2 separate regions of the Homo sapiens genome follow, and region 2 is linked to region 1. A link is a loop called in an ENCODE intact Hi-C map of the cell type or tissue named here. Cell type or tissue: lower leg skin. All regions are shown on one strand.

What was found. Peaks named below come from ENCODE experiments on the same cell type or tissue, not always from the same donor. Only the 100,000 strongest peaks of a DNase experiment are listed, where the experiment ranks them.
Region 2: it touches region 1 in a loop (3-fold over the local background); 16 of 110 quality-filtered maps call a loop at or near these places.

What each region holds. Positions count from the first base shown.
Region 1 is chr16:27,688,044-27,693,043 of GRCh38, forward strand. The region is part of intron 8 of KATNIP (katanin interacting protein); the gene reads left to right. Among named protein-coding and RNA genes, the nearest start is that of KATNIP, 140 kb to the left of the region's middle. In lower leg skin, no CTCF peak of the experiment used is centred here; a DNase peak (open chromatin) is centred at 2,768.
Region 2 is chr16:28,068,673-28,073,672 of GRCh38, forward strand. No RefSeq gene overlaps it. Among named protein-coding and RNA genes, the nearest start is that of GSG1L, 7.5 kb to the left of the region's middle. In lower leg skin, a CTCF peak has its summit at 2,264 (motif pointing left); a DNase peak (open chromatin) is centred at 2,249.

The DNA.
Region 1 (5,000 bases):
TCTCGGGAAGCTGTTTCATCACTTAGCTTTACACTTCTCTAGCCCAGTGGTTCTCAAACTTGGACATGCATCAGAATTACTTGCAAAGCCAATTAAAACACAGATTGTTGGCCAAGCATGGTGGCTCACACCTGTAATCCTAGCGCTTTGGGAGGCTGAGGCAGGAGACTCATTTGAACCCAGGAGTTCAAGACCAGCCTGGGCGGTGTAGTGAGACCTTGTCTCTATTTTGTTCTTAAATAAAATAATAATTAAAATAATCAGATTGGCCGGACATGGTGACTCACACCTGTAATCCCAGCACTTTGGGAGGCTGAGGAGGGTGGATCTCCTGAGGTCAGGAGTTCAAGATCAGCCTGACCAGTACGGTGAAACCCCATCTCTACTAAAAATACAAGTTAGCCGGACATGGTGGCGGTCACCTGTGGTCCCAGCTACTCAGGAGGCTGAGACAGGAGAATTGCTTGAACCCGGGAGGCAGAGGTTGCAGTGACCCAAGATCGCACCACTGCACTCCAGCCTGGGCAACAGAGTGAGACTCCGTCTCAATAAGTAAAATAAAATAAATCAGATTATTGGGCCCCAATCCCAGAATTTCTGCTTCAGTGTGTCTGAGGTAGAGGTAAGTGTTTTAATTCCTAGCAAGTTCCCAGGCGATCCTGACATTACTGGTTTAGAGAACACACTTTGAGACCCATGTCTCTAGTTACTACCAGGCAGGCATTTCATTGATGGCCTAGAGATGGCCCCCAGTGGCTCCAGGCTTCCTTTACTATCTGCTTTGCAATCCCCAGGTGAGAGAGACAGTTCTTTTCTTAGTTCAAGAACCAGCTCTCTCCTGAACCAGCCTCCCTCCTCCATGGTCAGGGAGAGGTAGTCTGGCATGGCCCAGGCTGAGCCAGAAGTGGAGTCAGATCTGCAAAGATCCACTACAGCCAGGGCCAGGAGTGGGGTCATAGCCACCCAAAAGGCTGAGAAAGGTGAGGAAAGAATGGTTCCCTGAAGGAAACCATAGGTGCTGTGAAGATCATAGTGCCAGGTAGACAAAAGCCACTGCTATCCATTTCATATAAAAATGAACCACATAGGTGGCCAGGCGTAGTAGATCATGCCTGTAATGCCAGCATTTTGGGAGGCCAAGGCAGGTGGATCACTTGAGGTCAGGAGTTTGAGACCAGCCTGGCCAACATGTCAGAACCCCATCTCTACTAAAAATATGAAAATTAGCTGGGTGTGGTGGCATGTGCCTGTAGTCCCAGCTACTCAGGAGGCTGAGGTTGGAGAATCACTTGAACCTAGGAGGTGGAGGTTGCAGTGAGATCACGCCACTGGACTCCAGCCTGGATGACAGAGTGAGACTCCGTCTAAAAAAAAAAAAAAGTCAACCACATAGGACATTTTGCCACAGATTCTACGGAGGCAGTGTAGAGCAATGGACTGTAACATCCAAGAGTAGAAGTCATTTAGTCTGGGGGCCTTGATTGCTGTCCTTGAAAATCACCCGCACTCCTGGGCTCAGGGAGAGACAGTGGCAGAATGATGACAGGGCTGCAGACAGCACCTGCCATCAAGAAAAGTCCCAAAAGCAGCTTTAGAGATGAGAAGAACACAGGCCTTAACAAGCCAGGTCTGTCGGCTAACTATTACTGCCTGACAACCCACCCCAAAATGTAGTGGCTTAAAACAGCAACCGTTTTATGATTGCTCATGAGTCTGTGGGTGGACTGGGCTGTTCTGTAGTGAGCTAGCAGGTGGCTGGGCCAGATGGTCTAGGACAGCCTTACTCACATGTCTGGCAGTTTTGTTTGTCCTGAGGACCTTGGCTAGGACAGCCCATCTTGGCCCCATAGAGTCTTATTCTCTAGCACTGGTGATTTCAGGGCAGCAAGAGAGGACAAGCCCATGCCTGGGTGCTTTTTAAAGACTGCTTGGTCATGATTGCTAATGTCCTGTTAGCCAAAGAAAGTCACCAGGCAGGGCCGGCTGCAGTGCCTCATGCGTGTAAGCCTAGCACTTTGGGAGTCCGAGGCGAGAGGATCACTTGAGCCTGGGAGTTCAAGACCAGCCTGGGCAACAAAGTGATACCTCATCTCTACAAATAATAATAATAATAATAATAAAACTAGCTGGGTGATGTGGTGCATGCCTGTGGTCCCAGCTACACAGGAGGCTGAGGCAAGAGGATGACTTGAGCACAGGGAAGTCAAGGCTGCAGTGAGCCATACTCATTCCATGGCACTCCAGCCCGGGTGACAGAGTGAGACCCCATCTCAGATAGATAGATAGATAGATAGATAGATAGATAGATAGATAGATAGATGATAGATAGATAGATAGATAGATAGAAAAATAAATAAAAATAAAATGAAAGCCACCAGGCCAAGCCCAGCTAGAGAAACAGACACTAGCTCCTAATGGAAAATGCTGCAAAACCACATTGCAGCGGTCCACATACAGGGGTGGGAGGAATTCGTGGCCACTTGTTGCAGTTCCCGATGCCATAGGAAGCAGGTAGCCTGATGACGTTGGCCCATTTGGAAATGCATGGAGGCTTTGGAGCACTCAGGCCTAGAACATTGTCCCAGGGCACACTCTCCCTTCCCCACCTCCCTCTTGGCTTTTAGAAGTGAGTGTGGACATCTGAAGACAAAACAAGGCTATGTCTACCATTTCCCTGGACTTTTTGCCACACAACATAGTGTACAGTTTCAAGGCCTACCAGGCATGTGACCACAGGGAGTGGGGTGCACTGTGGAAACTGGAGCATTTCAGCCCTGTCGAAAGGGGGCGCCATCACCTAGCTCCAGCCGATGGTTCCCACATATGAATACTGTTCCAGGGTTGCCAGATGGTATTACTTTTCAGGAGATGCCAGGAATCCCAATTTTCAGGTGGATTTCCTTTTTTTTTGAGCTTGGCATCTATTTTCAATTTTTCTAAAAAAGTGAAAGTGACACAATACATCTCTGTAGGCAGGTTATGCCTGTGGGCTGCCGGTTTATGATTGCTATAATAGACCCTTGTTGTCCTTAAATTTCATATTCGCCATTTCGGTGGCTTCCCAGGTGACCTCCAAGGCCCCTTGCATGTAGAAAGGGGTAATTTTGCTGAGACTCTGAATTTGAGCTTTTCAAGTCACAGCTGGTGGCTGGTGAGCCGACCGGCAGCCTCGTGCCCTCACGTCTTCTGTGTGACATGTGTTGCATTCATGGTAAATTTCCTGAATTGATACACCTTTTGTTTCTCTGTGAGAGAGAAGAAAGCCAAACACTGGTGAAGTGAAGATAAAGCAAAGTTATCGGAAGAGGGATGGTTCTCAACCAGAAAAGAGCAGTTTGGGAGAAGTTAAAATGTGCAATTTGGCTTTTGCTGGTGGCACAAATGGACTGTGTGAATAGATCCACCATCCTCTAGGTCTGTGATGGGAATAAATCCACCATCATGGGGTATTCAGGCTAGCATTCGCCCAAGTGAGCGATGAGAGCATCAAAAAGAATTAAAAGGTGGTTACCTCGTGTGCACGTGTGTGCGGTGTGAGGGAGTGCACAGAGGGAACGTGATTTTGGAGAACTGGGGCGCCATGTAGGACGGTTCTGGAAAGCCAGGATGGGAAAAGCTCTGGTAGTGGAGCTGCAGCATTGACCTTCACTTGGAGAAAGGGTGATTTAATTTTTAAAAGCATGTTCTTAGCATAATATGACTCAAAGGGCACAGACAGCACCTGATGATCATGTTGCTGGAGGAGCATTTCCTCCCAAATGAAAGACGCTCAGGGGCAAAAGGGTCTGTGCAGATAAAACTGGTCTCTACTGGAGAAAGATGCCTTTGTGACTCTCCTTGTCCAAGAGGAAGTGAGCATAGGGCTGCAGCAGCCAAGGACAGATCATCCCGCCTGCTCACAGGTCATGAGACGAGCTTCCAAGCTATCTCAGAGGCCTCTTGTTCCATCCCAGCCCCAGACTGATGAGGCATAAGAGGAACAGGCTCTTGCCCAAAGATTGGCAGTAAAAAGATAAGGGTCACCACATGGTTCTTTTTAGACAAATTTTATAAGTGCTTCATGCGGGAAATGGTGAATGAGCTTGTGAATTTCAGGTTCTACTTGTCCTGGTGCTGCCCAAGCCTTCTACCAATGCTGGTGTTTGCACCCCACGTGTCAGGTGCTGGTGCATTTGTTTAGCTTTGACACAATCTTGGTCCCTTATTTATGGAATTGTCTATAGGGTCTAAAGGGAGCTTGATTTTTTCAACTGTGCTTTACTACAGATGATGGAGAGAACCATGTGGTTGGGTGATATTCACAAATACTTAGATTTACAAGGTTTGGGGTTTAAGTCATTTTTCATCCATCCATTTAGCAAAAATTATAATGCCAGGTGTCAGGGATACAACAGTAAACAAGATGGGTATGACCTCATGAAGTAGCTGAGGCTCTACAAGAACTGAGCCCGCAACCTCTCCACCCTCGTTGCTAACCATCCTTCCCCTTGCCCCCCATTCCAGCCCCCTTGCCACTCCTCAGTGTGCTGAGCTTGACCTACCAGGGCCTGGCACCTGCTGTTCCAGGCGAAGGGAAGAGCAGGGTATTCCCAGGGCTCACCGCCTTCGTGTCCCCACTCAGATATCCTCTTCCCAGATGGTACATCTCAAATGACAGTGCGTCCCCTCCCATCATGAGCAGCCCCTTACCCTCTGCATGTACCTGACCCATGTCTGTCTCTGCTTTGTGACTACAAGGTCAATGAGGGCAGAAAGTGTGCCCGTTCCTCCGACCCCTGTACTCCCACACCAAGAGCAGCATCTCACTCAACCAAAGAAGCTCACAGCATAGTGCAGGTCGTAAGCCTGGTAACGAAGTACCTTTGACTTTGTGGATAACTCATTTCTGCGTTAGGGGCGAGGGTGTGTCTATACTTTGGGGTGTTTTGGCTTCAGCTCCAGTATAGCTCAAAACCACATCCTTCAGCTTCCTTCACTCCTTTTGTGGTCCTCCTGGCTAT
Region 2 (5,000 bases), 380 kb after region 1:
CCAGCCTCTCCTAATTATAGCAAGAGATTAGCCAATTTCCAATTATCAGGGAAGTTTTTTAAACATCGACTCCCAAGGTATGCAAGCCTAATGCCCACTTCACTCCCCTGGTTAACCCGTCACTCCGGGTTTCTGGGGAAAGCCAGCCTCACAGTGCTGGTATGCTTACCAGGCTGTTCGTGGTTCAGGGCCACTGTTCCCAGGGAAGGGAAGGCCCTCAAGCTCTGTGCAATCAAAGACATCCCAGGGGGTAGATTCTCCGGAGGTGAAAGGAACCAGCTTCATTAGAAAGTGATCAGCTGGGGCTACCTGTGTGTTCTTGGAAACTGTTGTAGCCCTTGTCTATTCAGGAAGTGTTTATCAGCCTCCTGCTCTGTGCTGGGCATTCAGTGAACAAGACAGGCCAGGTCTATGCCTTCATGGGGCTTACCTTCTAGAAGGGGAGACAACAATAAACAAGGGGCTGGGCGTGGTGGCTCACACCTGTCATCCTGACAATTTAGGCGGCCAAGACAGGTGGATGGCTTGAGCCCAGGAGTTCAAGATCATCGAGCAACACAGTGAGACCCCCGTCTCTACAAAATATACAAAAAAAGTTAGCCGGTTATGGTGGCACGTGCCTGTCATCCCAGCTACTCGGGAGGCTGAGGTGGAAGGCTCACTTGAGCCTGGGAGGTGGAGGTTGCAGTGAGCTATGATTGAGCCACTGCACTCCAGCTTGGATGACAAGGCGAGACCTTGTCTTTAATGATAATAATAATAAACAGGGAAGTGGGTGATAAATTCCCCAAATGCATAGATGGTAATCTGTGCAGGAGAACAAAGAAAAGATCTACTGGGGGACCCTCACTGATGAGGGATTGTTATATAATATATGCATGGACACTGAAACATTACACTGCACCCCAGAAATATGTAGCAATTATTATGTGTCAATTATAAAATTAAAAAGTAATTAATTTTTAGAGATAACTGGGAAGGTCTGAGTGTTAATCCTGGCTCTGCTGCATCTGGGCTGCGTGTTTTTGGATCTGTTCCCAATCTCTCGCTCAGAGCCTCAGTTTCCTCGTCTGTGAAATGAGGGCGGGAAAAGGACACCAATATGTGTGGAGTGTCTCAGCACAGGAACGCATTTCCACACATGGTCGCCCATCTCTCGTCATTCTCAATCCTCAAGGGGTTAGTCGTGTCCATTTTATAGATGAGGAAACTGACGCTGCTCAGAGAGGCTCCATCAATTGCACCAAGCCTACGTGACAGAAGCGTGGGGCACGTAGACAGAAGTGTCTTGGAGGGCTGACGGTTGGGGGGCACTCCTATCCCAGGGCCTTCAAGACCGGCCCAGGAGCTTTGATCTCACTCCGCCAGCCATGAGGATCCAGCGACGGCTGGAGCAGGCGCACGACGCTGCGTTTCTGGAAGGCGGCTCTGGGGACCCGCGGTCGGTTGGATGGGAGGTGAGGCATCGTGGGGATGTGTTAGGAGGCTCACGCATAGTCCATGCCAAGTACTGAAGTCTGCTCTGAGCCATGAGAAGGAACCTCACACTTGTTCCCCAGCTGCGTTCTCGAAGAATCAAGCCAAAACCCGCCACACAAGAGCTTTAGTACATCTGCCAGAAAATGCTCTCAGAGGCAGGGACACAGCAGCCCGCAAACTGGCCCTGACTCCAACACCCAGGACAGAAAGGAAATGCGTGACAGGTCACAGATAGGTTTGGGTGGGATAGAGCAGTAACAAATGAGATGAGGAAGAGTTACTCCTCAGGTCAGAGACTGCACACATTGATTTGGCACCGACTGTATACCATGCGCTTTAGCCAAAGGGATACAATTAAATCGACCCTTATGGAATTCTTACTAGATCTCAGCTGGAGAAACAGCTCAAGAAGTAGCAGGACAGTGGCCAGAGTCCAGGACCACCCGGGGTCCCCTCTACCTGTCGTGGGCCAGCTCTGTGTCATCTTCGGATAAATGCAGTGTTCAGGTTAAAGCCCCACCGCTCAAAATGAGCCTTGGGGGTCAGTGACTCCCTTCCGTATTCCCCACGCTCAATGGGATTTTTCTCGGTCCTCAGGGGCTGCAGATGGTTTATTTTACTCCATTCCTGAGGAGGGAGAACGAGGAAGGTTGGGGAGAAAGGAGACATTATAAGGTGTCTCCTGCACCAGCCCTTATGGGGCTGTTTTCCTAGAGTAGGTTTCAAAGCTGTTGTTTTGCTTCCCTCTGCTGCCTCCTAGGGGCCAAGAGTGGGACCGCCAGTCTTGATCCCCTGGACCAGTAAGAGCGTCCCCTCCACACTCATCCATCCACCACCAAGACACGAAAACTGCCCAGGTGAGGGACTTGGGATTTAATGAAACGACTAAGAGCAGAGATCTCCAACTGGGCAGGAACATTTATGAATTACACAATGATGCACTAACATATTACGAGCTGTACATAAAGCATAAAATATCCCTTATTCCAAAGAGCTTGGGACCAGATGTGTGTCAGATTTTGGACTTTTTCCGATTTCTAACTTCTTCAGATTTTGGAATATCCACTTTGTACTTACCAGTTAAGCATCCCAAATCCGGAAATCTGAAATATGTTGTTGTTGTTGTTGTTGTTTTGTTGTTGTTATTGTTTTGAGACAGAGTCTCACTCTGTCACCCAGGCTGGAGTGCAGTGGCTCAATCTCAGCTCACTGCAACCTCCGACCCCTGAGTTCAAGCGATTCTCCTGCCTCAGCCTCCCGAGTAGCTGGGACTATAGGCGAGTGCCACCATGCCTAGCTAATCTTTGTATTTTTGGCAGAGACGGGGTTTCACCATGTTGGCCAGGCTGGTGACAACTCCTGACCTCAAGGGATCTGCCCACCTCGGCCTCAAAATGCTCCAGTGAGCATTTCTGTTGAACATCATATCAGCACTCAAAATGTTTTGGATTTTGGAGCATTTTAGGTTTTGGCTTTTCAAATTTTGGATGCTCAACCTGTATAAAAACTAGGAATTCTTAACGGAGGACATGAAGATTAAATAAACACTACTTTGAAATATTTTTATTTTACTTGCTAACAGTAAAATTCACCTTTTGGCTTTCATTTGAGCATTCCAAATGTTCTTTTCCTGATAGCAATGCAATTGAATCTTTTTTATTTTTTGGAAAGCTTAGGTTTGGAAAGCACGGTACGTGCTGTGGTGACATGAGAATCTCGTTCTGTGGAGAGTGATGTCCATACTTGGTTTGAGTGGCTATTAGAGCTGCAAACGATACCTCACAAAGATTTGTAAATTCAAATGGAAGAAGTGCCATATGCTGTGCTTTCTAAATATTAATATCAATACTCGTATTTTAATCCCATTCACCAAATAGGGAACTATTTTTTGGTGAAATTGACTAGTACTGTATACATCCATCTTCCTGGATAGCCCTCATTTCATCTTGAAAAGAATTCAGAAAATTGGTATTTGCAGATTTGTAATAAATGGATTCAAAACTTCCTAAAAGTTTTCTTTTGAAAGATTTTGAAATTGGCTAGAATTTTCTGTTTCCCAGTTCTTCAAGTGTGCAGACGTGGGGAGGTTTTAAAAGGAAACACACTTTCTTTGCTTTTTGGCAATAAAAGCTGATAACAATGGAAACATTTCCAAACATCTGCTTTCAAAATGCTCTTTCCAAAACGTGAGTATCTCTCAAAAAGCACTCACATTCTCATTCATTGTTTAAAAATCACCTTCTCCTTGAAGGGGCGGATCCTGTGCTTTCTTTGGAGGGGGACAAGTAGCTGACAGTCACATGTCACCCGAAGAAGACATCAGTAAATGAAAGCATTTGTCTTATCATAAAAGAAAATAATGAAACTCATCTTCAGGCTCAACAGCTGTTTTGAGTCACCCTCATGGTCACCCCCCATCTCAAAACAAAGTGTCATTGAAGAATCTTCTAGGAAAGTCATATTTTTAGGAGTAATTTATAAATAATAATAATAAACAACAATAGAAAGTCCTGATTCTGGACCAGGCACAGTGACTCACGCCTGTAATCCCATCACTTTGGGAGGCCGAGGTGGGTGGATCACTTGAGGTCAGGAGCTCAAGACCAGACTGGGCAATATGGACAAACCCCATCTTCACAAAAAGTACAAAAAAAAGTTAGACAGGCATGGTGGTGCATGGTGGTCCCAGCTACTCAGGAGGCTGAGCTGAGAGAATCGCTGGAGCCCTGGAGGAGGAGGTTGCAGTGAGACGAGATTGTGCCACTGCACTCTAGCCTGGGCGATAGAGCCAGACCTTGTCTCAAAAGAAAAAAAAAATCCTGATTATGTGTTGGGCACTGTTGTAAGCAGACTCACGCACATTAACTCATTACATCTACAAGCAACCCTGTGAGGCAGGTATGATTCCAGTCTTCTTTGACAGATGAGGAAACAGAGGCACAGACACGGCGGAACTGGTAAAGTGTTTTCAGGACCTTATTGTGACTGTGACAGATGATACTGTCAAAGGGGAGACTGCTGATGGGACAGAGGGTACAGCATGGTGTATTAATCTGTTCTCACACGGCTAATAAAGACATACCCGAGACTGGGTAATTATATGGGAAAGAGGTTTAATGGACTCACAGTTCCACATGGCTGGGGAGGCCTCACAATCATGGTGGAAGGCAATGGAGGAGCAAAGTCACATCTTACATGGCAGCAGGCAAGAGGGTGTGTGCAGGGGAACTCCCCTTTATAAAACCATCAGCTCTCATGAGACTTATTCACCACCATGAGAACAGTATGAGGAAACCGCCTCCAGGACTCAATTATCTCCACCTGGCCCCGCCCTTGAAATGTGGGGATTATTACAATTCAAGGTGAGATTTGGGTGGGGACACAGCAAAACCATATCGCATGGGGACCCTAAAACTTGGGAACCAGAGCTTTCCCTACCCCCAGAAGACACTGTGAGTTCTCGCAAATTTGGGTCCAGGACTGTGGTTGTGGCACAGGCCACAAAAGATACACCCAAGTCC